Linked DNA regions of Homo sapiens: region 1 is linked to region 2. The links are chromatin loops, found by intact Hi-C in ENCODE. Cell type or tissue: Calu3. All regions are shown on one strand. Links, peaks and the distances in the headings refer to the core of each region. The heading gives the core; the rest is flanking DNA. Region 1 overlaps CNBD2 (cyclic nucleotide binding domain containing 2). Region 2 has its middle 16 kb from the start of EPB41L1.

Region 1 (15,294 bases), core at 2,414-10,413, 100 kb before region 2:
CCCCCACTGGGTTCAAGTGATTCTTGTGGCTCAGCCTCCTGAGTAGCTGGGATTACAGGCGTGTGCCACCACACCTGGCTAATTTTTGTATTTTTAGTAGAGACAGGGTTTCACCATCTTGGCCAGGCTAGTCTCAAACTCCTGATCTGAAGTCATCCACCCGCCTGGTCTCCTAAAGTGCTGGGATTACAGGCATGAGCCACCGCACCCAGCCATGGGTTGATTTTTTAAAGCCTGAAAGGACAGATGCAGCTTTCAGTTCAAGTGAGACAGGGGATTGGAACTGAGACCCCTGTGTGAAGCTGAGGCTACCCTGTTCAGTGAAAAAGTAGACTAGAAATCAATGTGACCATCAGCATCAGGAAGTGACATGGAGTCTTGTCTGTCCTAGCTTAGAATCTAGGTTAAAAAAAAATTATCCCCTAAGAATTAGTCATCACATGCTTTCCCCCTCCTAGGTTTTGGTGAATCCCTTAGCCTCACCCCAATTTCTATGTTTCTGAAATGGAGTGGTTGTGAAAATTAAATGAGTTCACAAATGTAAAGTGCTTGACACATGGTAAGTTCTAAGTCTGAGTGAGATGTTGTTGTTATTTATTATGTAAGAAATTGAGAGTTAATGGAACTTTTTAAGTGAGGACTACCCAGTAGTGTGCTCATGGATGTTTAACAACCAGCTCTCCAAGATGCCGGAGGAGGACCCTGGCTTGCAGTGTTTGCTGATTTCCATAGTGTAAATACTCCCACCATGGCCAGTTTCAAACTACCAACCTGCTGCCACAAGCATGGAGTTGAGAAGAGGTGCACACGGTCAGCTTTCATGAGCGGGTGGCAGCTGGCTTTGTCATATTGCTGATGCTACAGGACTAGCTTGTAGCCATGCTGACCTCTGAGTTTTTTCTTAAGCCAATCTCTATGGATCAAAGTTGACTTTATCTTTGTCGATATAATCTGGCTGGAAGAATGAATGTTCTGACTTGTTAATGATGTATTCAGCTTGTCTGCTTAGGTAAGAGAGTACAGGTGAGTTAGTTGAAGCTTTATACCACCTTGCCTTGCTGTGGTCTCAGGAGGCCTCAGTCCTTCTTCCACCTTCCTCAGCCGCACTTACTATGAGGTGAGGGGGAGGGCAGAGCCAGACCACCATGGCCAGTCCAAGGCAGCCACCAGTCTACCTCCTGTCTCTACAGACCTGCCTGTGCTGGACATCTCACGTAAACCGAATCATGTAATATGTATATACCACACTTTATCCATTTATCAATATAAAATGATTAAGGAGCTATTTTACTTTCTAAGTTCTGTGTTCTAAGTCTGTGAAATCTGGTGTGTATTTTACACTCACAGCACATCTCTATTTCAGACTGGCTGCATTTCAGGTACTCAGTAGCTACAGGTGGCCCATTGCTACTACATGAGACAGCACAGGCCTAAGGGAAGAAAACTGTGGAAAGGGAAAGGGTGCAGAAGGAGAGTCTGGGAGGGTCAGAGAAGCAGAATGAAGCGCCACATGCTTAGGGAGGGGAGAGTGGCAGGAGGCAAGGCTGGAGGGGCGGGACTGGCATGAGAACCTCGGCTTCTGTGCCTGCCCTTTAGTGATGAAGATATGTGCCAGAAGTTCCTCCAGCAGAACAGCTGGAATATCTTTCGGAAGGACCTGTTGCAGCTGCTCGTGGAGCCTTGCCAAAGTCAACTGTTCACTCCAAACCGGCCCAAGAAGAGAGAGATCTACAACCCTAAGTCTGTGGTCCTGGATTTGTGCAGCATCAACAAGACGACTAAACCTCGTTATCCTATTTTTATGGCACCCCAGAAATACCTCCCCCCATTGAGGATTGTCCAAGCCATCAAAGCACCTCGGTACAAAATCCGAGAACTCTTGGCTTAGTGTAAGAGCACAGGGGTCCTTATTTAGGACAAATAAAGGATGGTGGATTGGGCGCTGTGCTTTCTGAATGACCACCATGGGAGCTGTGGGACTTGGAGGAAGGGGGCCTGGAGGGCTGAGCTGTGGGTCCACAGAGGTGTTTGGGGGACAGCAATGGGGGCACAGTCTCCCTTGATGCTTGAGGGCTGGGCTGAGTGAATGGATGGTCAGAGGCTGTGTGTGGACGGGTTAATCATTGGGCATAGGTTCAGGGTAGGAGGGTCTTGTCTGATAAGCTGGATGTGGGGGAGGCTCAAATCAAAGTGGTCAAGACTAGGGTTGCAAATGCCTTCCAAGGCCACACAGGTCATCTAAAGGAGGGCAGCAGAAGGGCTGGGAAGGCAACGGGGAATGGTGGAGATGCTGGGGCCCACTGTGTAAGTTCCCCATCCAGATGGGGCAGCTGCCCCTTAGCCCAGTCAGTTGCTGCCCTGTCAGAAAATAATTCGGGCCTCATATCGTCAGTCTGTAGATTCTTCAAGAGAATCAAGAAATTCAATATTTTAGATGATTCCTACCAGTTTTTAAACATGAGCAACTAATTCAGATTGTTTTCAAATAGTGTCAAACAAAACACACATGGGCCTGCAGGTGGTGGGCTGGGTCCCTGTCAGAGAGTGGAAGTGAGGCTGCGACTGATTGGGAGGAGGGTACAGGAGCCAGAGAGACGCTGATGGGACAGCATGACAGGAGCAGGCATCAGGTCCAGGATGAGGAGTGAGTAGCTGTGATAGAGGAGGTGGAGACAAGGAGGCTGCAGAGTCTGAACGAAAGAGGGCTCCTCACTCTCTCTGCTGGGTCTTTAATCTGGAGCTGCCCAACACTGATCTGGGCCTACAACTCAGGGTTCCTGTCTCCAGCAGCCTCAGCACCACAGACCAAGCTCCAGACACCTCTTTCCCTTCGAGAACCCCATAGGTTAGCCTGAGAGCACTGAGGAGCCTGGCGGAGGCCATGGCGGCACAGGAGCCTGCCCGCTTCCAAGTCCCCCACCCTGTCCCTGGCAAGGCATAGACTCTGAGGAATGCCTGGGCGTTGAGCTGGGCACCAGGAGCTCTGGCAGTCCCAGGTGTGCTTGTGTCTCACTGGACCCTCTTGAGCACTTTGATTCCCTTATCTGTACCTCAGTTTCCCCAGTGGTGAAATGAGCAAGTTGGACAAGATCAATGGCTTTCATGAATGGGGGTGATCTAGTTTGAAAAGCATATTCAACATTATAGTTTTGTTTGTTGAATTTATTTTTTATTTTGAGACAGGGTCTTGCTCTGTTGCCCAGGCTGCAGTGCAGTGGCACGATCATAGCTCACTGCAGCCTCGAACTCTTGGGCTCAAGCAATCCTCCTGCCTTAGCCTCCAAAGTAGCTGGGAGTACAGGTATGCACCATCACGTAGGGCTAATTAAAAATTTTTTTTTGTAGGGACAGGGTCTTACTGAATTGCTCAGGCTGGTCTCAAACTCCTGGCCTAAAGTGATCCTCTCACCTTGGCCTCCCAAAGTGCTGAGATTTCAGGTATGAGCCTGATACGATTTGGCTGTGTCCCCACCCAAAATCTTATCTTGAATTGTAATAATCCCCATGTGTGAAGGGCAGGACCGGGTGGAGATAATTGAATCATGGGGGCAGTTTCCCCATACTGTTCTCATGATAGTGAGTGAGTTCTCACGAGATCTGATGGTTTTATAAGGGGCTTTCCCCTTCGCTCAGCTCTCATTCTCTCTCCTGCTGCCATGTGAAGAAGGATTTGTTTGTTTCCCCTTCTGCCACGATTCTAAGTTTCCTGAGGCCTTCCCAGCCATGCGAAACTGTGAGTCAATTAAACCTCTTTTCTTTATAAACTACCCAGTCTCAGGTATGTCTTTATTAGCAATGTGAGGACAAACTCATACAGAGCCACTACACTGGAACTCTGTTGAATTTAAAAGAAAGCCGTTTTCATATTGCATACCAGAAAAGAAGTATGAAATTTTTCTCTCTGAAGGGGGTGTGGACGTAAAGGGTAAAGAAGCAGTGGACTTACAGATCTTCACTTCCCTGATAGCTCCAGAATCAAGGAGTCAGGGATATCTGCAGCAGTCCTGGAAAGGTTGACTGTGACCTACAAGGACAAGGGGTCACTGTTTTGGGACCAAGTAAGTTGGGGTGTCTGACCATATTTAGGTATCCTTTTGCATTTAGGGCTGTGGCTCCAAGATGATGGTGTGGGCTTCTTATTCATCCATTTGAAATTTATTTATTTATTTATTTATTTTTGGAGAGAGTCTTGCTTTGTCGCCCAGGCTGGAGCACAGTGGTGCAATCTCAGCTCACTGCAACCTTCCGGATTCAAGCGATTCTCGTGTCTCAGGCTCTCAAGTAGCTGGGACTACAGGTGTGTGACATCAGGCCTGGCTACAGACCTGGCTAATTTTTTGTATTTTTAGTAGAGATGGGGTTTTGCTGTGTTGCCCAGGCTAGTCTCAAACTCCTGAGCTCAGGCAATCCACCTGTCTTGGTACTTCCAAAGTGCTAGGATTATAGGCGTGAGCCACTGTGCCCAGCCTTGAAATTTATTTATTGAGCACTGCAGAGAGAGTCAAAGGTTGGATAAGATGCATTTTCTGTTGCCTTTTATTTTCTTGGCTAGGGGTCACCAAACTCCTTTTAAATTTTATGTTTTTAAATTTATTTTTGAGACAGGGTCTGTCTCTGTCACCCAGGCTAGAATGCAATGGCATGATCATAGCTCACTACAGCCTCAAACTCCTGGGCTCAAGCGATCATCCTGCTTCAGCCTCTTAAGTAGCTGGGATTACAGGTGTGCACTACCATGCCCGACTAATTTTTTTTTTTTTTTTTTTTTTTTTTGTAGAGGCAGGGCCTTGCTGTTCTGTTCAGATTAGTATCAAACTCCTGGCCTCAAGTGATCCTCCTGCCTCAGCCTCCCAAAATGCCAGGATTACAGGTGTGAACCACTATGCCCAGCCCAAACTCTTTATGTAAGGGGTCACATGTTGAGCACTTATTACGTGACAGTCACCTTGCTGAGCATCTGACTGTGGAGTTCAGTGACCTGCAGGCTCTGCCACTTAATGGCTGTTGAGGATTAAAAGAGGTGGTATGTGTATAACAAGGTGGAAGATTTTTTTCACCAAGATCTCTGGGTCCTGCTTCCTGGGAAATAAGAAAATGCGGCCAGGCACGGTGGCTCACGCCTGTAATCCCAGCACTTTGGGAGGCCGAGGTGGGCGGATCACGAGGTCAGGAGATCAAGACCATCCTGGCTAACATGGTGAAACCCCGCCTCTACTAAAAATACAAAAAATTAGCTGGGCGTGGTGGCGGGCGCCTGTAGTTCCAGCTACTTGGGAGGCTGAGGCAGGAGAATGGCGTGAACCTGGGAGGTGGAGCTTGCACTGATCCGAGATTGCACCACTGCACTCCAGCCTGGGCGATGAGTGAGACTCCGTCTCAAAAAAAAAAAAAAGAAAAAGAAAATGCTTCCAGAATAACAGGCAGAACATGTTTTTTAGGGCAGTAATGGGTGAGAAAATAGCCTGGAAGAGCAACTGAGGATGAGGGTACTGAGAAGGGAGAGAGACTCTGGGCTGGGCTTCAGGAGGTCTTGAGGGGAGCTGAGGAAGAGCAAAGTTCCTGAAGCCACTATGTGACAAAAGAACTTGAGAAGGAGAAATGTCTGAAGAGGACTTCAAGGAGTCCTCTGTGCTTTTCTGTGCATTGAGAATGTGTCCCTCTTTGGCATTTGTTTGAGAAACCAAGTGAACATTTGAATAGAATTATAGAATTAGGCAGTACTGCTGTCTCTTTGAATCCAGTAACCAAGCAGGGAGTGGGCAGCAAGAGATGCTTATTATATTCAGCATATGGTGTAAAGTCCCTGGCATGGTAAGTGCTCAGCACTCGCTAAGTGTCATTCACGTCTTTTAGACCAAGGTCAATTTGATCATCTAGAAACTCTCTTCCCCCTTCAGTGGAATAGGAAACTGAGACTTTGGAAGTCTGAGCCCTCATAATCAGTGATAAAGGCCATCACTGAGTGGATTGGGGTAGGAGGAGCCTGAATGACTTCTCGCCTAACCCCCACACTCTTATCTAGGTGAAGGAGCTCATGGGAACATGAACGGGCAGCCTCTCAGGGGAGAGTGGAGACAGGGCAGCAAACCATACCAAGCACTGTGTGGGGGGGGTACTGTTTGGAAAAAGAATGAGTGGGACAGTGAGGGGAATGTAGGGCAGGGGGAGGTGGGACTTGTGTGTGAGCCTAGCTTCCAGGCTGTGAGCTGCAGAATGAGCGCCGGTTCTCAAGGTTCCCTTTCCCCAGCACACACACACACACATATACATACACACATATATACACACATACACATGCATACACACATATACACATACACATATACACACATACACATATATACACACATATACATAAATACACATATACACACACGACACACATACACATACACACATACACATACACACATACATACATACACATGCAATAACATGGGATCAGATTCAGGCAGGATACTGGGTGTGCTGGCTCACGCCTGTAATCCTAGCACTTTGGGAGGCTGAGGCAGGAGTTCAAGACCAGCCTGGGAAACATAGTGAGACCCTGTCACTACAAAAAATACAAAAATTAGCCATCCATGGTGGTGCATGCCTGTAGTCCAAGCTACTTAAGGGAGCTGAGGTGGGAGGATTACTTGAGCCGAAGAGGTCAAGGCTGCAGTGAGCCATGATCATGCCACTGTACTCCAGCCTGGGTGACAGAGTGAAACTCTCTCTCAAAAAAAAGGGAAAAGAAAGAAAAAAGAATCAGGCAGTGGGCAGTGGAAGACATGACATGAGCATTTACCTGGGAGAGGAGTTCACTCAGAAGGAGTAAATATGATACCCCCTGGCACAAGTGTTTGGAACAAATGACATTTTCAGTGCTGCAGAGGTCCTCACTGCCACCTAGGCACAGATCCAAGGGTCCCGGAAGCCCGGGGTGATCTGCCATGCCTAAGAAGCCAGGGAGAGGGCCCCAGGCTCAGGTATGGAGTACCTGGTGTGTGCCAGGCATTATGTGAGGCACTCTACAGAGGCCATCACTTACTCTGAAACTATTTCCTGGCAGCTAACTGGATGGCAGCATCCATTTGAGAGATGAGGAGCCTGAGGCCCCGAAGGCAAAGCTCACTCAGCTACCAGGTGGTGGTTCCAGAAAATCCAGGAAAACCACAGCCCAGCACCCTCCTAGTTAATCAGCATTGAAGTGTGTGGACAGTTACACCACCGTTACTCATCTATCCCAAATGAGCCACCTATTTTCAAAAAAGGAAGTCTGCACACACAGCCCTGAAACTGTGCTGGGGAGAATATAATTGCCCTCTGGAATTATTTTCCATATGTAAATAAGCATAGTCATACTTAGAGAGGCAAGCCCAAGCTGCTTGAGCCAAAAATATAGCCCCTAGTGCTAAAAGCTTCCACTGTTTGGGGGAAAAATAAAAAAAACCCACTTGAAAAATAAACACAGGACACATTACCAGCGTTTGTTATAGGTAGTGTTTAAGGTCCCAACTTGGGGTTGGAAGAAAGGCATTGTTTAAATCTTCTATTCCGGTGGGGCGCGGTGGCTCATGCCTGTAATCCCAGCACTTTGGGAGGCTGAGGTGGGCGGATCACAAGGTCAGGAGTGCGAGACCAGCCTGGCCAACATGGTGAAACCGCATCTCTATTAAAATATAAAAAAAAATTAGCTGGTGTGGTGGCGGGCACCTGTAACCCCAGCTACTCGGGGGACTGAGGCAGGAGAATCGCTTGAACCCAGGAGGCAGAGGTTGCAGTGAGCCAAGATTGCGCCACTGCACCCCAGCCTGGGCGACAAGAGCAAGACTCCATCTCAAAAAAAAAAAAAAAAAGAAAAGAAAAGAAAAAAAAAAAGAAAAAAGAAAAGTCTTCTATTCCTTTCATATAACTCCTAGGAAAGTCTTACCTTCCAGTTAAGGGGTGAAATGGGTCACTTTGCTCATCTGCAAGGCTACATCATAGGGAAATACTTTCAGGGCAGTACACGTACAGGCCATTTTACCATGATGCCTTTCTACTGCTGGGGGATTTATGGGGCTTAACTGCAAGGGTGCTGAGTTGCTGAATTTGTAATCACTGGTCCAGAGCAAACAATGAGGATGAGTAGCAGTTTCTAGGTGGCTGATAAGCAGGATCAAAGCATAAACAAAGGTTTTTCATGGCTGCTGCCAAACTGTGGGCCTTGGGGACAGACACTGGAGGGCTGGGGCAGTGAGAGGTAGCAGAGTTCAGATGTGTGCTGTGTGACTCTCCGCCAGGCTCCATCCCTTTCCTGAGCTTCATGCCTAGCATCTGTGCAATTCCAGGGGTCCAGCGGGTGTTCTGCACACATAGCCCCCACCCCAGGGGCTGAGCAGGGCCCCACCCGCCTCTCTTGTTTTGTCCTCACCTATCTCGTACTTCCAAAACCACCCACCCCCAACAGAAAGTCAGGATCAAGAAAGTGGATTATTGAGGCTGGGCGCAGTGCTTATGCCTGTAATCCCAGCACTTTGGGAGGCCGAGGTGTGCAGATCACCTGAGGTCGGGAGTTCAAGGCCAGCCTGACCAACATGGAGAAACCCTGTCTCTACTAAAAATACAAAAATTAACCGGGCGTGGTGGCACATGCCTGTAATCCCAGCTACTCGGGAGGCTGAGGCAGGAGAATCACTTGAACCCGGGAGGTGGAGGTTGTGGTGAGTCGAGATTGTGCCATTGCACTACAGCCTGGGCAACAAGAGCCAAACTCCGTCTCAAAAAAAAAAAAAAAGAAAAAGAAAATGGATTATTGAACCCCATGGTGGCATGTGAAAATGAACTGTGGGAGAGATAATAGTATTTATTTATTTATTTGTTATGTTTTCCCAGATAGGGTCTCACTCTGTCTACTCTGGAGTGCAGTGGTGCAATCACGGTTCATTGCAGCCTTGACCTCCTGGGCTTAAGGGATCCTTCCACTTCAGTCTCCTGAGTAGCTGGGACTACAGGTGTGCCACAATGCCTGGCTAATTTATTTTTTTATTATTTGTAGAGACAGGGTTTCACCATGTTGCCCAGGCTGGTCTTGAACTCCTGGGCTCAAGAGATCTGCCTGCTTCAGCCTCCCAAAGTGTTGGAATTACAGGTGTGAGCCACCATATCTGGCCGTAATTGTATTTCTTGCTGTCTGTAATTGTACTGTTACGTAAGAGACTCTCCTTGTACTTAGGAAATATACACTGCAGTACTTGGCAGTTAAGAGAGATAATTTCTTCAATTTACTTTCCAAATTATTTAGAAAATTATAATATGTACATTTAGAGAGAGAATGGCAAAGAAAATATAGTCAAATAACAACTGGCCAGTCTGCGTGAAGTGTACTTAGGAATTGTTTTTAAAAAAAATTTTTTTTTAACAGAGGTGGGGTCTCACTGTTTTGCTCAGGCCTGTCTCAAACTCCTGGGCTCAAGTGATCCTCCTGCCTCAGCCTCTTTTTTTTTTTTTTTTTTTTTTTTTTTGAGACAGAGTTTCACTCTTGTTGCCAAGACTAGAGTGCAGTGGCAGATCTTGGCTCACTGCAGCCTCTGCCTCCTGGGTTCAAGAGCTTCTCCTGCCTCAGCCTCCCGAGTACCTGGAATTACAGGCATATGCCACCACGCCTGGCTAATTTTGTATTTTTAGTAGAGATGGGGTTTCACCATGTTGGTCAGGCTAGTCTTGAACTCCTGACCTCAGGTGATCGAACCACGTTGGCCTCCCAAAGTGCTGGGATTGCAGGTGTGAGCCACCGTGCCCAGCCACTGCCTCAGCCTCTTAAAGTGCTGTAAGCCGTCGCCTGGCCTTAGGAGTTCTTTGAACCATCCTTGAAATTAAAAACATATGTTTAACTGTGGTAAAATACGAATAGCATAACATGTATCATCTTCATCATTTTTAAGTGTATAGTTGAGTGGCATGAAGTATTCTCATTGTTATGTAACTATCACCACCATCCATCTCCAGAACTCTTTTCATCTTGGAAAAATGAAACTCTGTACCCATTAAACAATGACTCCCCATTACTCCTTCCCCCCTAGTCCCTGGCAACTACCTCTCTCCTTTCTGTCTCTATGAATTTGAGTACCCTAGGTACCTAAAGTAGTGGAATCATACAATATTTGTCTTTCTGGGGCTGGTTCATTTACTTAGCATGCTGTCCTCAAGGTTCACCTATGTTGTAGCATGTGTCAGAATTTCGTTCCTTTTTAAGGCTAAACAATATTCCATTTTATGTGTATATACCATATTTTGTTTACCCATTCATCTACCGATGGCCACTTGGGTTGCTTCTACTTTTTGGCTATTGTGAATAATGTTGTTATGAACATTGGTGCAAATGCATCTTTGAGACCACTGCTTTCAGTTCTTTTGGTTATATATCCAAAAGTGGGATTGCTAGATCCTATGGTAATTCCATTTTTAATTTTTTGAGGAACTGCCATATTTTTCATAGTGGCATTATCATTCTTGCAATTTTAAGTGTGAAGTTATCTTAAAATAAAAATTAGAACTGAAAAAAGGAAGAAAGTGAAGGAAGCTAATATGGATATGCATAAATATTGGCTTTAGTTGACTTTATAATTAGATAAAAATTGATTTTTAAGTTTGTTGAGGCCGGGTGTGGTGGCTCACACCTGTAATCCCAGCACTTTGAGAGGCTGAGGCGAGCAGACTGCTTGAGTTCGAAGTTCAAGACCAGCCTGGGCAACATGATGAAACCCTGTCTCTACAAAGAAATACAAAAATTAGCCAGATGTGGTGGTGTGCACCTGTAGTCCCAGCTACTCAAGAGGCTGAGGAGGGAGGATCACTTGAGCCTGGGAGGTGGAGGTTACAGTGAGCTGAGATTGCAGTGAGCCTGGGTGACAGAGCCAGACCCAGTCTCAAATAAAAAAAAAATCATTGATAAGCTCCGTGATATTCAGGATAAAAAGAGAAACATATTATTTATTAGAAATTAGACAATTGGGCCAGGTGCTTTGGCTCACGCCTGTAATCCCAGCACTTTGGGAGGCCAAGGTGGGTGGATCACGAGGTCAGGAGATCGAGACCATCCTGGCTAACACGGTGAAACCCTGTCTCTACTAAAAATACAAAAAATTAGCCGGGTGTGGTGGCGGGTGCCTGTAGTCCCAGGTACTCTGGAGGCTGAGGCAGGAGAATGGCACGAACCCGGGAGGCGGAGCTTGCAGTGAGCAGAGATCGCGCCACTGCACTCCAGCCTGGGTGACAGAGCGAGACTCCATCTCAAAAAACAATAACAACAACAAAAAGAAATTAGACAATTGAGACCAAGAAGAAAATGGAGGAAGTCACTATGGATTTGTATAAGCTCTAGCCATAATTACAAAACCTGGCTTTCACACACCTATTAGAATAGCCAAAATCCAGAACACTGACACCACCAAATGCTGGCAAAGATGTGGACCAAGAACCATCATTCATTGCTGGTGGGAGTACAAAATGGTACAGTTGCTTTGGAAGACAGTTCAGTGGTTTCTTATAAAATTAAACATTCTCCTACCACACAAGGAGTTGAAAGCATATCCATATGAAAACCCGTACATAAATGTTTATGGCAACTTTATTTGTAGTTGCTAAGACTTGGAAGCAACCAAGATGTCTTTCAGTAGGTGAATGGATAAATAAACTGTGGTATGTCCAGACAATGGGATATTATTCAGCACTAAAAAGAAATGAGCTATCAACTCTTGAAAAGACATGGAGCAACCTTAAATGCATATTACTAAGTGAAATAAGCCAATCTGAAAAGGCTACAAACTGGATGTATGTCCAGTTATATGACACTATGGAAAGGCAAAAACTATGGAGTTGTCTTCAAAATTAGTCGTTGCCAAGGGCTGAGGAGAGGGAAGGATGAATGGATATAGCACAGATGATTTTTACAGAAGTGAAACTACACCCTGTAATACTACTACTAATGGTAAACCCATGTCATCATACATTTGTCCAAATCCATAGAATGTAAACTTCCCAGAGTGAACCCTGGTGTAAACTCTGACCCTGGGTGATAACAATGTGTCAGTATTGGTTCCTCAATTGTAACAAATGTACCACTCTGGTCGCGGACATTGATAATCAGGGGGCTGTGCATGTGTCGGGAACAGGGAGTATATGAGAAATCCCTGTACTTTCCACTCAGTTTTGCTATGAACCTAAAACTGCGATAGAAAATAGAGCCTGTTAAAAAAACAAAACAAAACAACTGGCTTTGAGCTCTCTGATGGCTCAACATGGTGAAACCCTGTCTCTACTAAAATACAAAAATTAGCCGGGCATGATGGCAGGTGCCTGTAATCCCAGCTATTCAGGAGGCTGAGACAGGAGAATCGCTTGAACCTGGGAGGTGGAGGTTGCAGTGGGCCGAGATCGTGCCATTGCACTCCAGCCTAGGTGACAGACAGAGGGAGACTCTGTCTCAAAAAACAAACAAACAAAAAACAGTTCTCACCAGCATTCACACATTGCTCCATTATCCACATCCTCATCAGCTTCGATGATCATCAGCTCATGGGGTTTGCCCCCTCTGCGAGAAGCATCCTGGAGCCCATTGGCTGCTACCTGCTCCCCTCCCTCCAAACAGCGCTTGTCTTCTGTCCATCTCAGTCCCCTCACCTTCAGGCTCCTGGGCATCTCCATGAAACAGGGAGGCCTAGGAGAGCTGGCATCACTGAATCTAAAACCTAGAAGAATCCAACCAGCACACATGCCCTAGGGAGAGGAGATGGTCTAGGTTTAGAGAGACAGCACCAAACAAGATGGAACAAAGTCCCTGGCCTCTAGGAGCTTATGTTCTGTATTGATGATGAGCACAGGAAGTGCACAAGAAAAATCAGGGTAGGTAGGGGGTGGAGGCTACTACTTTGTGAAGGGTCATTAGAGAACACTTTATGAAGAATATGACATTGGTGAGTACACCAGTGAGGGAGTGAACCCTGCAGATATCAAGGCCAAGAATGTTCCGGGCAGAGGAATGTTCCATGCTTGGCATGGCTAGGTGACAGCAAGGAGGCCAGTATGTCCAGAATGGAGTCAAAGGAGAAAAAAGTTGCAAGAAGGGGGGTGGAGGCCAGATCATGACCATGTGAAGGGAGCTTTTGGAAGGTTCTTAGCAGAGATCTAGGATCTAGAATCTGGCTAGACTGGGGAAGCACCAGCATGGAAGGCGTCGGGGAGGAAGGCACTGCAGTGATCCAAGTAGGAGATTATGGAGGCTTGGATCAGAGTGGTTGTGGTGGTGTTGAGATGGGACCAATCCTGGCCATATTTTGACGGCAGAACTGAGAGGGCTTGCTGTTGGACTCAATGTGAGGAATGGGAGAGAATCAAGAATTACTCCAGAAATGTTTTTTGAGCAAGTGGAAGCTGCTTCCTGAGATAAGGAAGGCTGTGAGGGAAGCACAGTTGGGGGTGGATCTCAGGAGTGTGGTTTTAAACAGTTTACAGCAAAAGGATTTAAAGATGAAGTGACCTAATATACATTAAAAACTTAGGACAGGACAGGCACGGTGGCTCATGCCTGTAATCCCAGCACTTTGGGAGGCCGAGGCAGGTGGATCATGAGGTCAGGAGTTCGAGACCAGTCTGGCCAACATGGTGAAACCCTGTCTCTACTACAAATACAAAAATTAGCTGGGCTTGGTGGCGGGCACCTTTAATCCCAGTTACTCAGGAGGCTGAGGCAGGAGAGTCACTTGAACCCGGGAGGTGGAGGTTGCAGTGAGCTGAGATCACACCATTGCACTCCAGACTGGACAACAGAGAATAGAGTGAGACTCTGTCAAAACAAACAAACAAACAAACAAACAAAACCTTAGGGACAGTATTTGGTACTTCATAGCACACATGCATGTAAGGTTGACATTTATCTCCATTTTAAAAATAAGATTGAAGTTTCAAGGGTTAAGCAACTTATGTACTGTATCTCTTTGAGACCCTGCTTTCAGTCCTTTTGGATATGCAGTTGAACCTTGAACAACATGAGTTTGAACTGTGTGGCCCCACTTATATGTGGCTTTTTTTTCAGTCAAATGCAGTGGTGGGATGCCAAACTGCAGACAGGGAGAGCCAACTTTTCATATATACAGGTTCTGTAGCAGGACTTGAGTATGTACGGATTTGGGTATACCCAGGGATTCTGGAGCCAATCCCCCAGTATATCAAGGTATGACTTGAAAGTGGCATTGCTGGATCATACGGTAGTTCTATTTTTAATTTTTTGAGGAACTGTCCTACTGTTTTCCATTGCAGTTGCACCATTTTACAATTCCACTAACAGTGCATAGGGGTCCCAGTTTATTCACATCCTTGCCAACACTTGTTTTTATTTTTGTTTTCTTTTTTTCTTTGTTTTTTTTTTTTTTTTTTTTTTTTTGAGACAGGGTCTTGTTCTGTTGCCCAGGCTGGAGTACAGTGGCATGATCTCAGCTCACTGAAACCTCTGCCTCCTGGGTTCAAGCAATTCTTGTGCCTCAGCCTCCCTAGTAGCTGAGATTACAGGCGCCCACCACCACACCTGGCTAATTTTTGTATTTTTAGTAGAGATGGGGTTTCACCATGTTGGCCAGGCTGGTCTTGAACTCCTCACCTCAAATGATTCGCCTGCCTCAGCCTCCCAAAGTGTTGGGATTACAGGTCTGAGCCACTGTGCCCGGCCTGATTTTTGTTTTCTAGAAAGTCTCACTCTATTGCCCAGGATGAAGTAGAGTTTTGACCTCCTCGGTTCAAGTGATCCTCCCACCAAAGCCTCCAGAATAGCTGGGAATACAGGCCATTTCTTTATTTCTATCAGAATTGGACTCATGGCTTCCTGTTTTATTCAGTGTGCTATCATTTGCATTATATGAGTCATTCTACATTTTGATGCTCAAATTGTGACAGATTTGGCCAATGGAAGCCACTTCAAGCTGGCTTCTGTGTCCTTTTGATATGTCCCCGTCATTCTTGGAGCACTGTCTTGATTCCTGCCATAACAGGATATTTCAAGATGATCTTGTACTTTCTTTGCTGCAGCCCTGGAATTAGCCATTTCTCCAAGGCCCATGGTTCCTTTTAGTAAAGAACCATGTTTAGAAGCTTCTGGCCCTGGCTTTACCCCCGATGAAACTCATGGCTTTGAAAGGCCCAGCATCTGATCTGAAGAGGCAGAACAAACCATTCATTTTACTGAGGAGACTGAGGCCTAGATGTGGTCCATTGGCCAAGTCCGCAGCCAGTGACAGAGCTTAGACACGAGCTGAGGCCCCTGACCTCCTGTCCAGTGTT
Region 2 (15,294 bases), core at 4,650-12,649:
TCTTTTTTTCCCCGAGACAGAGTTTTGCTCTTGTTGCCCAGGCTGGAGTACAGTGGCATGATCTCGGCTCACTGTAACCTCTGCCTCTGGGTTCAAGGGATTCTCCTGTCTCAGCCTCCTGAGTAGCTGGGATTACAGGAGCCCGCCACCACACCCGGCTAATTTTTTTTTTTTTTTTTGAGACAGAATTTTGCTCTTGTTGCCCAGGCTGGAGTGCAATGGCTCAATCTTGGCTCACTGCAGCCTCTGCCTCCTGGGTTCAAGTGATTCTCCTGCCTCAGCCTCCCGAGTAGCTGGGGTTACAGGCATGTGCCACCACGCCCAGCTAATTTTGTATTTTTAGTAGAGATGGGGTTTCTCTATGTTGGTCAGGCTGGTCTTGAACTCCTGGCCTCTGGTGATCCGCCCGCCTCGGCCTCCCAAAGTGCTGGGATTTCAGGCATGAGCCACCGCGCCTGGCTAATTTTTGTATTTTTAGTAAAGATGGGGTTTCACCATGTTGGCCAGGCTAGTCTCAAATTCCTGACGTCAGGTGATCCACCCACCTTGGCCTCCCAAAGTGCTGAGATTACAGGTGTGAGCCACCACACCCAGCCTGTTTTTTATTTCTCTTAGGTCTGAAGAGCCTGTTCCTTGTGTGTAGGGACTGCTCCCAACTGTCCTCTGTCCATGCATTCATTCATCCTAAGGCGGGAGGCAGAATAGGGCTGTGGTGTCAGGCTGCCTGGGTTCAAACCAGCCTCCCCTCTTAACCACCTTGTGTCCACTTCCTCAGCTGTAAAGTGAACATCATGACAGGGAGCTACCTCACAGGGTCCCTGTGAGGCTTTCTGTGCATGAAAGCATGGAAGACACTTGAAATACTACGGTAAGCCAGGATGACAATGGTCAGGCCTAGAGAGAGGAAGGGGCTGATCTCTCACCACCTAGTGATGCAGGGGCAGAGCTGAGGCCAGAATCAGGCTTCCTGCCTCCAGTGCTCTCTTTCCCTGATGCCAGGCTACTGCTGTGGATGGTGTGGTTTATGGCGTAGGTGGCCCTCTGTTCAAGAATATGTGGGAGGGGTGGAGGGCCTGGATGGATCTATAAGGTGGGGTCTCTCCCTTTCCTCCCAGAGCCGTCACCTTCTTTCTGGGGTGCTTTCCCCCACAAAGTTATCTCTCTAGGTTAGAGCTTGGGGCCCCAGCTCAGGCCTGTTCCCCAGAGGTATATCCAGGGGACATCTGGCCCCAAGGAATCTCCCTGGCTAGCCCTTGAGGAGGGCGTTTCAGTCTGGAGGGAAAGGTGAGTTCTGAGGACCCCTCCCTAGGTGACTGTGTCAGTTTCCTAATGCTGCCCTAACAAATGACCATATACTTAAAACAACACAAATGGATGACCCTAGACTTCTAGAGGTCAAAATCTGAAAATGGACCTTATGGGGCCGAAGTCAGGGTGTTGGCAGAGCTGCTAGGGGAGGATCCTCACCTGGCCTTTTCCAGCTCTCCAGGCCACCCACATGCCTTGGTTCATGGCCCCTTCTAGTAGCTGGGTCCCTCCCACCTCTGCCTCCGTCATCATATCTCCTCCGATTCCCCCAAATCCCCTTTTGACTTACAAGAACCCCTGTGGTTACATTGAGCCCATTCAGATAATCTAGGACCATTCTCCATCTCAAAACTCTTTACCTAATCACCTGTGCAAGGTCCCTTTTGCCACGTGAGGTAACATATTCACCTGATTCTGGGGATGAAGACATGGACATCTTTGTGGGCGGGGGGGGGGGGCGCATTATTATGCCTGCCACAGCAGCCAGTAGCAAAGATCTCTCTGGATTACTGGACCCCCAGGTCCTGCTGGAATTGTACCACTAGCCTCCAAGATGGAGGGAGGGCTTGGGGGTCCAGGCCTGATATGCTGTGGCCGGGGAGGGGTATGAGAGATTCTGTATGATGGGGGGCCCGGAAGGAAGGCAGTGCACCTGTGATAGTGTGATAAATGTGTTCAGTGAGGCAGACATTGGGAAATGTCACCCCTGGCCTTCAGAGGTAGTCCTGGTAGGTGTGGGACCCACTGTGAGGCACTGCCACAGAAAGCCAAGCAGCACCCGCTCCACACACCACCATCACTGCTGTGTGTGTACACGTGCTTGTGGGTGTGTGCACTCATCTGTGTCTCTGCATGAATACTCTTGGGAGGGCCAAGGAACAACTCTTGAAAAAGGTCCTTTCTGCTCTTGTTCTAAGAAAAATAATTACACAAGTGACTAATTTTATCCCTAATCCCATAATTACTTTATTATGTAGCTGGTGAGAGGGCCCGAGCTGTGCCTTTGGCTCCACTCTGGCTGTTAGCCCAGTTGGCCTGGTCCACCAGCGTTGAGCCCCGCCTTGTTTCTGGCCTGGGACTGCCATGAGGGCAAGATGAGTTCCATTCTGGCTGAGATCCAACTACCCTTTGGTATTTGGGGTCTGAAAAGACCACCATTTCTTCCCACCAAGCCCATGCACAAAGTAAGAGCTTGTGTTTAGGGAATTAAGTCAGTAGATTCAAGAGATCTGGGTTCTAGTTCACCCCTCTCATTAACTTGCTCCCTGACCTTGAGCATGCCATTTCCCTCTGGATCTCAGATCTGTTGTCTGTGATACAGGGCCCTGGCCAGCTTAACACTCCATGATTCCATGAGGAGAAATGGGAAGACTAGAGCTTTGAGACAGAGGTACCTTCTTGCTACCTGCTGAAAACATACCCCAATCATAGCATTAAAGATAATATTAATAGTAGCTGGGCACAGTGGCTCATGCCTATAATCCCAGCACTTTGGGAGGCCGATGCAGGCGTATAGCTTGAGCTCACGAGTTTGAGACCAGCCTGGGCAATATGCAAACCCTGTCTCTACAAAAAATACAAAAATTACCTGGGCGTGGTGGCATGCGCCTCTGTGGTCCCAACTACTCAGGAGGCTGAGGCGGGAGGATCGCTTGAGCCTAGGAGGTTGAGGCTTGCAGTGAGCCGAGATCACGCCACTGCATTCCAGCCTGGGCAACAGAGTGAGACCCTGTCAAAAAAAAAAAAAAAAAAGTAACAATAATATCCATCATTACTTGATAGCAAACCTTGTACCTGATTCTTCATTTATATTTTTCTCATTCTATACTTGGATGACTAGGTGAGGTAGGTTTTACGGAAGAGGAAGCTGAACCAGCAGTTGATAAAGTGACTCACCTGTCATGAAATGGCAGAGGTAGGACTGTAGCCTATGCTCTTAGCCTCTGCCTCCATTGTCTTTTTCTACTGTATAAATAAATGAAGGGCCACTCAGCTAGGAAGTGGCGGGGCTGGGATTTGAACCCAGGTCTGTCTGTCTCCAAAGTTCTTGCCACCTCCCAGAATTAGGCTTCCAGGGGTGATTATACTCTTGAACTTCAAATATGTAAACTTAAGCTTGACACAACAAGAAATAGCGATGGTGAAATAAATTGGAAACTCCAGTAGACCAGAGAGTTGGTAGCCCGAGGTTGTGTTCTAGCTTTGCCACTGGCTCACGCTGTGAACTTAAGCAGATCCCCACTAATCCCTAGGCCTCAGTGTTCCCATGTACACGAGGGGTGGGATTCGATGGTATCCAAAGGCCTTCCTGGTATTGATGGTTTGACATTCTAGGCCATCTGGTCCCAGAAGGTACTGTGGGGCAGGAGACCAGCTCATGGTGGAGACCAAAGGGTGGGTGAGTTGGCAGCCCTAGTTTTTTCTATTACATTTATTCCCACGAGAATAGAGATTGCTTGGACTGTGTCCCACTGAACATTTGCAGAACAACTTACCCAGGCCATGGAGTTGAGAATAAAGAGTGGAGGAGGTAGTTTCCAGGCTGTTCCTGCAAGGTTACTGCCCAGCCTGGGCTATTAGCTCCTCAGGGGTCCAGGTCTGTCATCTACCTTGCTCCAAAGGCTGCATTGGTCTCAGGTAGGCAGAAGCAATGGCTGCACGTCTGTCTGTGGGAGTCTGTGAGGGTGCCTAAGCATAATAAATAAGAACACTATTTTGTGTTTTCTCTGTCTTTTTTTTTTTTTTTTTTTTTTTTTGAACCAGGGTCCCACTCTGTTGCCCAGGCTAGAGTGCAGTGGCTTGATCACGGCCCACTGCATGCAACCTCCACCTCCTGGGTTCAAGTGATTATCCTGCCTCAGCCTCCCGAGTAGCTGGGATTACAGGTGCATGCGACCACATCTGGCTAACTTTTGTATTTTTAGTAGAGACAGGGTTTTGCATGTTGGTCAGGATGGTCTCAAACTCCTGGCCTCAAGTGACCCGACCACCTCGGCCTCCCAAAGTGCTGGGATTACAGGCGTGAGCCACTGCACCCAGCCTACTTTGTATTGTCTATTATCACGGCCTGCAACCCACTTTCCTTGAAATATTACGTTTACTTCTCTTAAAACCATATGAGGTATGTATATGGTCATTCCCATTGTACAGTTGAAGAAACTGAGACTCAAAAGGTTAAGTACTTTCCTTCAGATCACACAATCAGTGAGGGATAGAGGGGGATTTGGGATTCTGCCTCCAGAGCCCACGGTCTTGGCCTTAGGGACTGATACCACATGGGCCGAAGCAATAAGCATGAGGTCAGGAGTCAGCGGGTTTGGAATCCCCCCTCTGCTCACCATCTGTGTTTCCTTGGGCAAGTTACTTTATCTGTCTGGATTTCCGTTTCTCTCTCCATAAAATGGGTATATTAATACCTGCCAGTTGGGATTGATTTAAAGGTCACTGAGATGATGGGAAGTGCAAGTGTCTAGCCTGTGGGCTTTCACCTCTTGCCCCTGCCTCCTTCCTGCTTCCCTCTACATATCTGAGGCTCTGGCCACCCTGGAGGTCTCCCACGCATAGCTCTTAGCTTAGGCCTTTGCACAAGCTGCTCTTCTGCCTGAAAGTTGCTGTCTCTGCCTGTTGTTGTAAAGATAGACTTCCTTCACATCTAGACTTCGATCCTTTACTGTTTCCTTGAGGATTCTGGAAAGGGGAAGGGGTGAGGTAGGTTCTCCCACAGGCCTGTTCAGTGATTATCAGGACAACCCCTCGGTAGGGGCAGAATTGAGGGTAGCAGGTAGGGTCCTGAACACCCTGGAAATATAAATCCCTCCAGAAAATTTCCTCCCTTTATACTTGACAGCTTAGGAAGGGCGTGCATATGAGGTGAGTGTTTCGTCTTTGGATCATTAACCTTCCTATTACTGTGGTCTCACTTTTTCAGTTCCCCCTATTTCTTTGGCATCATCTCATGGCCTTTTACTTTCTTGTTTGGTTTTCTTGCTAGAACTTACAAAAAAATTTTCAAAATTGTGGTAAAATATACAGAACCTAAAATTTACCACCCTGACCACTTGTTTTTTGAGGGAGGGTCTCTCTCTGTTGCCCAGGCTGGAGTGCAGTGGCATGCCCTTGGCTCACTGCAACCTCTGCCTCCCAAGCTCAAGCGATCCTCCCGCCTCAGCCTCCTGAGTAGCTGGGACTACAGGCACATGCAACTGTGCCCGGCTAAGTTTTTTTTTTTTTTTTTTTTTTGGAGAAACAGGGTTTCACCGTGTTGCCCAGGCTGATCTGGAACTCCTGGCCTCAAGTGATCCAACTGCCTCAGCCTCCCACAGTGCTGAGATTATAGGTGTGAGTCACCATGCCTGGTCCATCTTAACCATTTTTAAGTAAGTGTACACTTCAGTAGTGTTGGGTAGGTTCATATTGTGTAACACCATCACTACCACCATCTTCAGAACTTTTAAATCTTTTTTCTTTCTTTTTTTTTTTTTAGAGATGGTGTCTCGCTCTGTTGCCTAGGCCTGAGTACACAGGTGCAATCATAGCTCACTCCATCCTTGAACTCCTGAACTTCAGCAGTCCACCTGCCTCAGCCTCCTGAGTAGCTGGGGCTACAGGTGCATACCGTGGTACCTGACTAATTTTTTTTTTTGTAAAAATGGGGTTCTTCTTTTGTTGCCCAGGCTGGTCTTGAACTCTTGGCTTCAAGTAATCCTCCTGCCCTGGCCTCCCAAAGTAACGGGATTACAGGTGTGAGCCTGAATTTTTTAATTTTTTAAAATTTACTTTTCCACGGCAGAGTATTGTTCTGTTGCCTAGACTGAAGTGCAGTGGCACGATCACTGCAGCCCCAACCTCCCAGGCTCAAATGGTCCTCCCATCTCATCCTCCCAAGTAGCTGGGACTACACATGCATGCCACCATGCCTGGCTAAGTTTTTCTTTTTTTCCTTTTCTTTCCTTTCCTTTTTTTTTTTTTTTTGAGACAGGGTTTCACTCTGTTGCCCAGGCTAGAGTGCAGTGGCTCAATCTCGGTTCACTGCAACCTCTGCCTCCTGGGCTCAAGGGATATTCGCCCCTCAGCCTCCCAAGTAGCTGGGACTACAGGCATATGCACTATCACACCTGGCTAATTTTTTATTTTTTGTAGAGACAGGGTTTCATCATGTTGCCCAGGCTGGTCTCAAACTCCTGACCTCAAGTAATCCGTATGCCTCAGCCTCCCAAAGTGCTGGGACTATAGGCATGAGCCACTGCGCTGGGGCAGCTAATTAAAAAAAATTTTTTTTGGATACAGATTGGGTCTCACTATGTTGCCCAGGCTGGTCTCAAACTCCTGGGTTCAAGTTATCCTCCTGCCTCAGCCTCCCATAGTGCTGAGATTATAGGCATGAGTCACCGCACCCAGCCTGAATACTTTTTTTATGTTTTGAGACTGAGTTCCGCTTTTGTTGCCCAGGCTGGAGTGCAATGGCGCGATCTTGGCTCACGGCAATCTCCGCCTCCTGGGTTCAAGCGATTCTTCTGCCTCAGCCTCCTGAGTAGCTGGGATTACAGGCATGCACCACCGTGCCCGTCTGATTTTGTATTTTTAGTAAAGATGAGTTTTCTCCATCTTGGCCAGGCTGGTCACAAACTCCTGACCTCAGGTGATCTGCCCGCCTCGGCCTCCCAAAGTGCTGGGATTGCAGGCATGAGCCACCATGCCCAGCCAAATTTTTTAATATGAAAAAAGTGAAACTATATCCATTAAACAATAACTCCCATTTCCTCCTCCCCCAACCTGTGGCAGCTGCCATTCTCCTTTCTGTAACTGCAAATTGGACTAGATACCTCAGATAAGTGGAATCATACAGTGTTTGTCTTTTTGTGACTGGCTTTTGTTACTTAGTATAATGTCCTCAAGTTCACCCATGTTGTCATATGTATCAGAATTCCCTTCCTTTCTAAAGCTGAATAATATTCCATTGTATATATGTACAACATTTTGTTTATCCACTCATCTGTCGATGGACACTTGTTGCTTCCACCTCTTGGCTATGTGAATAATGCTGCTATGGCCTTGGCTGTACAGAGATCTCTTTGACACCTTGCTTTCAATTATTTTGGATATAGCCTCAGAAGTGGAATTGCTGGGTTGTATGGTTAGCACTTTTTTTTTTTTTTTTTTTGAGACAAGAGTCTCGCTCTGTCAGCCAGGCTGGAGTGCAGTGGCACGATCTCAGGCTCACTGCAGCCTCTGCCTCCCAGGTTCAAGCAGTTCTCCTGCCTCAGCCTCCCGAGTAGCTGGGATTACAGCTTCTCCACCCCGCCCGCTAATTTTTGCATTTTTAGTAGAGACAGGGTTTCACCATGTTGGCCAGGCTGGTCTCGACTCCCAGCCTCAGGTGATCTGCCCGCCTCAGCCTCCCAAAGTGCTGGGATCACAGGCATGAGCCACCACATCCAGCCAGCACATTTTTTAAAGCCACTATTTATTGCATGCTTAATATGTGCCAGGAACTGGGTTAATGATTTGACATATATTGCCTCACTCAATCCCTGCGTCCACTCTGAGTAGTAGGAAGAATTATCCCCAGTTTGTAGCTGAGAAAATAAAGACTCAGAGAGGTTAAGTTATTTGCTCAAAGTCTCACAGCTAGGAAGCTTTGGAACATGCACTGGAGCTTTGACCTGCCGCCAAAGCCTTGCTTTTAACTATTGTGACATGCTGCCTCCCAGTGGCCTCTCTCTCCACCTGTCTATAGAATTTTCTGCCTCTGTTGTGTCCCATTTTTTTTTTCTCTCTTGCCTTGTGTGTGTTCACTCTCTCTGGAAACTTTGAACAACTTAAGTAAAGGCCCTTTGACTGCCAAGAAGTTTTGTGAGTTGGAAACTTAGAGCGGGAGGCCTGTAATTTGCTTTCTAATCATGGTCCTCTGGATTTATAGCTGCCTGTCTCCCAGTGACTGACAGGCTCTTATTCAGCCTCTTGTGGTGATTGCCTTGTGGATCCACAGAAAGCCGGCCCAAGAGGGCCAGCTTCCTGGGTACAGGGACGCTGTACCCCCAGAGAGGCAGTGTGGGAAGGGAGACGGCCCGGCTAGGCCAACGAGGATTCTCTTGGCTCACTGATTTCCTAGCAACAACAGAGGCAGAAAATTTTACAGAAAGGTGGGAAAAGAAAGGCTATGAAGTAGATTCCAGTACAATTGCCTTTTTCTGATTTTCAAAACTATCAGAGCAAAAATATTCCTAAATTTGTTTCGAGTTTTATAAGTTCAAGCCAGACTTACGGTTTGCATGATAGTCAGTTATCTTTCTGTCATCCTTTAAAAAAAATTTTTTTGTTATGCAAAATTTCAAACATACATAAAAATAAAGAGTATAGTGTAATGCACTTCTGTGAACCCATTGCCTAGGTTTAGCAATGATTAATACATAGAGTCACAGCTTGTCTATCCAATAACACAGAAGTTTAAATTTTTCCTCATTCACAGCACTAGCTCAGCGCTTCAGACCTAGTTGTTGCTCAGTAAATAAATAGATGCTGACTGATTACAAAGCCCTTCCCCTCTCTGGGTCTCAGTTTCCCCATCTGTGCAGTAAAGGGATAGGATTAAGTGCTTTCTTCTTATTATTATTTATTTATTTTTTTTAAGACGGAGTTTCACTCTTGTTGCCCAGGCTGGAGTGCAATGGTACGATCTGGGCTCACCGCAACCTCTGCCTCCTGGGTTCAAGCGATTCTCTTGCCTCAACCTCCTGAGTAGCTGAGATTACAGGCATGTGCCACCATGCCTGGCTAATTTTGTATTTTTAGTAGAGATGGAGTTTCTCCATGTTGGTCAGCTGGTCTCGAACTCCCGACCTCAGGTGATCCGCCCACCTTGGCCTCCCAAAGTGCTGGGATTGCAGGCATGAGCCACCGTGCCCGGCCTAGGTGGTTTTTTTTTGTTGTTGTTGTTTGTTTGTTTGTTTTTGAGACAGAGTCTCGCTCTGTCACCCAGGCTGGAGTGCAGAAGCGCAATCTCTGCTCACTGCAACCTCTGCTTCCCAGATTCAAGTGATTCTTGTGCCTCAGCCTCCTGAGTAGCAGGGACTACAGGTGCGCGCCACCACACCTGGCTACTTTTTGTATGTTTTTTTTTTTTTTTTTTTAGTAGGGATGAGGTTTCGCCATGTTGGCCGTGCTGGTCTTGAACTCCTGGCCTCAAGTGATCCAACCACCTTGGCCTCCCAAAGTGCTGGGATTACAGGCATGAGCCACCGCACCCAACCAGGATTAAGTGCTTTCTAAGAGACATGGTAGTCAAAGTATACACTTGGATGTCAGACACAATTGTTTTTCCATTTATTAGCTAGGTATCTTCAGGCAAGCTGAGTCTCAGTTTTCTCATCTGTAAAGTGGGGATATGACTTCTCAAGGGTGGTTGTAAGCACTGAATAAAGTAGCTGTTTTGTTGCTAATACTTTTATTATTGCTATTTTGAATATTAATATTCTGGTTGGAAGAATCCGTGTATTTCAGAAATGCAAAAATAAAATTGGAATGGACTAGAATTCATGCCCTAGGATTTGGCTTCTTTTTTTGTCCCAGTCAGCAGATAATCAGAAGCCCAAGAAATGAATAGTGCAAGAGGAGGCCCAGAGTGAGGGCCATCCAGGCTGATTTCATCTCCTCTCTTCCCCTGCCCCTGCCGTGTGTGGGTGTCACAGCCCCCACCCCCATGAGAGAGCCCGACTAGCCACCCCCTCCCCTAATGAGACAGGCCCAAGATGGAAGAGCCCACAGGTGGAGAGGGTGGTGCTGCAGGATGTCTCGTTGCTAAGATTTCCGAGGAGGCAGCAAGAGCCTGTTTCCAAAGCTGGGAGGGAATGATGGGCTGATGAGTAGATGTAGGGCATGTGGCCCCAGATGGGGTTTTGTGGGATTCTGGGCAAGGGACAGCAGCTGGGAGAAGGCGCTGGGGGCAGGAGGAGGGTCTTTGTAGAATATGGCCCCTTTCATAGACTGTGGGCTCAGGATTACGTGTTCATTTCTTCCATTTACCTCCTTATCTGTCAATATCAGACCTGCATGTGAATCCTGATTCACTCTATGACCTTTGGCAAGTGTTGTGCTGCTGTACTTGCTGGCCCTCAGTTTTCTCACCAATGGGAGGGCTAAGTGAAACATGTATAATAAAGTGCTCTGTAAAAAGGAAGACAAAGTAGAAATGTGAAGGTTCACTACGACTGTCATCTTTATTATTTTTTTTTTCTTTTACTGTCAGATGAGGGAATGGGACTCTGTTAGGTTTCTATGCATGAATAGGGAGCCCTGGAGGGTACTTCCGCTGTGAGGGCCTGTGTCAGGAGACTGTGGGAATTGGCTAGATGGGCCCCATTAGTGAAACTCCAGGGAACAACTGAAGAGGGCAGCAAAGTTCAAAGCCAGAGAGGCAGCCCAAGGGGGGCTGTGGTTGCTGAAAGGTGGGGGCTCTAGTGAGATTCTAGGAGGGACCTTCAATGGTTCAGGCCAGAAGCTTTGAGAGAGGTGAAGGTAACAGACCTTTCTTATATAAATATGTTTACACATATATACCAGAAAGTAAGCAACAAAACAAGACCCAAATGTACACAAAAGAAATAATTCCACTATCATAAAACAACGTCTGGTAACATGTTTTAAAATATTTCCTGTTTGCTTTTTTCTAGGCATGTACACATACATACATATTTTATAGAAATTGGGGCCAGGCACGGTGGCTCACGCCTATAATCCCAGCACTTTGGGAGGCTGACGTGGACAGATCACTTGAGGTCAGGAGTTCGAGACCAGCCTGGCCAACATGGTGAAACCCTGTCTCTTCTAAAAATACAAAAATTAACCAGGCGTGGTGGCGGGGCACCTGTAATCCCAATTACTCGGGAGGCTGAGGTGGGAGAATTGCTTGAACCCAGGAGGCGGAGGTTGCAGTGAGCCGAGATCATGCCACTGCACTTCAGCCTGGGCAATAGAGCAAAAACTCCATCTCAAAAAAAAAAAAAAAGAAAAGAAAAAAGAACAAAAAACGTATTTTGTAGAAATTGGATCATTTGTTACGTACCATTTTGTCTCTGCTTTTTTACCTGTATTGTGTTAAGAACATGATTATATAGCCACATATAGATCCACAACATTATTTTGTGTGGCTGCGTAGTATTTCAGCATATGTATGTATCACTATTTTTATAACGTAGCCACTATTATTGGACATATATATTAACTCCAATGCTCTACTTTACTCCTGTATACAGTGCTTAGACAAATGTTCTTATAGCCACATCTTTGTGTCATTCATTGTTCCCTAAGGATCCATTCCTAAAAAAGGAATTTCTGCGTTAAACGGTATGCACACTTTTAAGGCTTATCATGTACTTTTTCAACGATGAAAGATGAAACCAGTTGATAGCTGCATTGACACTGTCTGAATCTGCCCAATTTATTGGCGGCTCATTATCTTAATAACCCGGCAGCGGTAGCTTAGTGGGTGGGAGGCTCACTTGCACGGATTGGGCGGAGGGAGGCATCAATAGCCACTCTAAAAGGACTTTGCAAAGAGAGGCCCCTGGGTGGCCTGATGGGGCTGGGTTGGACTGTGTTGAAGGGGCTTACCTGCCCGGGCTGTGCTGTGCTGTGCTGTGTTGGCCCGACTGTATTGGTTATGGGAGGCTGTGCTGGGCAGTTGGGCTGGGTTGGCTGCACTGGCTCAGGCCTGGCAGTCTTGTCCCTGGTGTGATCCTGGGCTCAGCCTGGTGTGATCAGCGTAGTCACCAATCCAAGACATTCATTCTAGAAGCTGGCATGGCCTCCGTGGCCATGCTGACAGACTTGTCCATTCACGTAGTGGAGAGTGATTCATCAGAGCTGGTGGTGGCAGCAGTAACTCTGACAGAGTGGAACTGCTCTCACCATCCTGTCACTTGGCCTCTAAAAATAACTCCTGCCGGTTCCGAGTGACCGCACCGCCAGGTGTCTGGAGGTGCAGTCCTGTGGTTGTGGCTATGTGAGGGAGGGTGTGTTTGTGTGTGTGTGTGTGTGTGTGTGTGTGTGTGTGTGTGTGTGTGTTGGGGATAGAGGTGCCATCTGGGGGCCTCTTGATTGGTTGACCTCTGAGCCAGGGCTTTGGGGTGGGAGTATGAGAGGCAGACCAGGCTCGCTCTTTTCTACCCTCTCATAGCTGGGGACAGAGACAGCTAGTGGGGGTAGCAGTATTTTTCAGGACTGTGTGCTCACTCCCTGCTGAAAAAGGGCAGAGAGAGTGGAATGGAGAGGGTGACTTCAGAGGCAATATGACAAGGGTGAGGCAGGCTCTGGGGAAGCACAGCATTTAGCCAATCAACATCTATGTCCCACAAAAGCCCACATAAAAGCTCATCGTCTTAGTGAAGTCTTTAATGTAGGGTTCCTTTAAATTAGATACAAAATACAAAATACACACATATACAGCTAATTTCTTATCGTGGCTGATTAGAGATCATCTAGCCCAAGTCTTAACCAAGGGGATTATCTATCTATCACTCAGGGGGTGATCTATGCATGGGCTTCATGAGCTCTCTTGATACCTGAAAGATGATAAAGGTAGGTATGTGTGTGTGTGAGTGTGACTTTGTGTGTGTGTATGTGTGTGCAGGTGCATACCCATGTACATTTTTCTAGGAGAAGCTCTGCAGTTTTCATTGCATTTTCAAAGGAAATCAGGACCGATAAAAGGTTTTCTTTTTCTTTTTCTTTTTTTTTCTTTTTTCTTTTTTTTGAGACAGTGTCTCGCTCTGTTGCCCAGGCTGGAGTGCAGTGGCGCGATTTTGGCTCACTGCAACCTCTGCCTCCCGGGTTCAAGTGATTCTCCTGCCTCAGCCTCCCAAGTAGCTGGGACTACAGGCGCACGCCACCATCCCTGGCTAATTTTTGTATTTTTAGTAGAGATGGGGTTTCACCATGTTGGCCAGGCTAGTCTCAAACTCCTGACCTCAGGTGATCTGCCCGCCTCGGCCTCCCAGAGTGTAAGAATTACAGGCGTCAGCCACTGCGCCCAGCCCCCTAAAAGGTTTAGAACTGCGCTAGTCCAACCCCCTCATATTACAGGTAAGGAAATTGAATTCAGAGAGGAAAATGACTGCCCAAGATCTCACAGCAAAGGTCAAATCAAGGTTTCTTGATGCCCAGCCCAGCGCCCTCTGCCACACAGGACGCCACCCTCCCCTGCCTGGTTCCTTGAGCCAGGGTCTAGCTACCTACAGTAGGCAGGATCACAGTACCATTTTCCATACCCTCTTGGCTGGCATGGATCCAACTGAACAGGCTTGAGGCTTTCAATCACAGTGGGCAGCTGAGCCCTCACCTCCAGACCTTCCCACTCCCAGGGGAAAACCCATGGGGCATCTCCTGACTCATTCCTTTAGAGGGCATCTTTGCCCAGGACAGTTAAATCTGTCTGTTGACATTCTTATCCTGGTGGGACACTCTCTGATACAGGAAGTGCCTCTGCCTTGTGGGAAAGGAACTGACCCTCGGGTCCTGGAGGACAGGAAATAGAATGGCTGAGTGGGCCTGGGAATATTATATGATGGAAAGGCAGGAGGTCATAGCTAGTGGCAAGAGACAGATGCTGTCTCATTGTATATGGGAGGAATTAAACTGCCATAGGAGTGAATAATAGGACTGATAAGTAACATTTATTGAATACTTACTATAAGTTAGACACTCTTCTAAGATATTTACATGTATTAGCTCCATTAATCCTTATAATAACTCCATATGGTTATTATAAGGAAACTGAGGCACAAATAGATTAAGCACATCTAGGAAACAACTGAGCCAGGATATGAAGTCAGGTCCTCTGACTCCAGAGTATACATCACTCTGGAGCCAAAGTGTAGGCTCCTAGCCTCTATGCTGGCAGACCTGAAACTCCAGTGTGCGTTAGAATCACAGGAGGGCTGATGAAAGCACTGTTGCTGTTCCAAACCTCCTAGTTTCTGACTCAGTAGGTCTGTGTGGGGCCTGAGGATTTGTGTACTTAAGAGTTCCCAGATAAGGCTGGGTGCGGTGGATCACGAGGTCAGGAGTTCAAGACCAGCCTGGACAAGATGATGAAACCCCCGTCTCTACTAAAAATACAAAAAAATTAGCCGGTTGTGGTGGTGGGTGCCTGTAATCCCAGCTACTTGGGAGGCTGAGGCGGAGAATTGCTTGAACCTGGGAGGTGAAGGTTGCAGTGAGCTGAGATTGCGATCACACCACTGCACTCCAGCCTGGGCGACAGAGGGAGACTCCATCTCAAAAAAAAAAAAAAAAAAAGAGTTCCCAGATATTGCTGGTGTTCCAGGGACCACACTTTAGAATCATCCCTGTTTCCTGATAGGAAGAGATGAACAGAGGGAAAAGAAGTGGTGACTGATCTCACCTGGATTATTGCAATGTCCCACTGTGGTTCCAGGCTTCTCCTTCACTCCGGTCACTGAGTCTTCACCAGGAGCAAATTAATTTTCCTAAAGCCCAGCTCTAATTATGCCTCTGCTCAAAGCTCTCTGGATCCTCTGACACTATCCACCATTGCTGTCCACTAGAAATGTCTGTAGTGATGAAATGTTCTACATCTGCACCGTCCAGTATGGTAACCACTAACCACATGTGGCTATGAGTTTTACATTTTGTTCCATTAAATTTAAATTTAAATAATCACATTTGGCCAGTTGCTAGACAGTGCAGTGCACTTGGTTTGTCATTCAAGGCTCTGCTTGGCACCAGCTCCTTTCTATCTCCTCAGGGATAGCCTCAACCCTCAGTATCCCAGGCTCCAGGTCATATGCAGCGTTTCCTGATTCTACCTTGTAATTCCCAGCACTATGGCTTGTGTTATGCTCTCTCCTCAGTCTACATTGTCCTTCTGCCCTGCCTTTAATGCCCAACCCACATATGACCTCTTCCTCGAAACCTCCTTTGACACCTGCTGCTCTCTAATCTTTTTCTCCTCTGAACTCCCCAACACTC

Evidence for each region. Peaks named below come from ENCODE experiments on the same cell type or tissue, not always from the same donor. Only the 100,000 strongest peaks of a DNase experiment are listed, where the experiment ranks them.
Region 1: a loop joins it to region 2, with 2.7 times the contacts of the local background. A loop is called at or near these places in 3 of 110 quality-filtered maps.

Annotation. Positions count from the first base shown.
Region 1 is chr20:36,028,761-36,044,054 of GRCh38, forward strand. CNBD2 (cyclic nucleotide binding domain containing 2) reads left to right here. Exons shown (of 12, transcript NM_001365709.1): 12 at 1,597-1,940. The coding sequence ends at 1,888. Among named protein-coding and RNA genes, the nearest start is that of NORAD, 15 kb to the right of the region's middle. In Calu3, for the core only: no CTCF peak of the experiment used is centred there; a DNase peak (open chromatin) is centred at 7,161.
Region 2 is chr20:36,130,814-36,146,107 of GRCh38, forward strand. It overlaps a transcript of EPB41L1 not described here. Among named protein-coding and RNA genes, the nearest start is that of EPB41L1, 16 kb to the right of the region's middle. RefSeq lists an enhancer at 8,063-8,112 and a silencer at 12,402-12,451. In Calu3, for the core only: CTCF peaks have their summits at 8,048 (motif pointing left) and 8,250; a DNase peak (open chromatin) is centred at 7,998.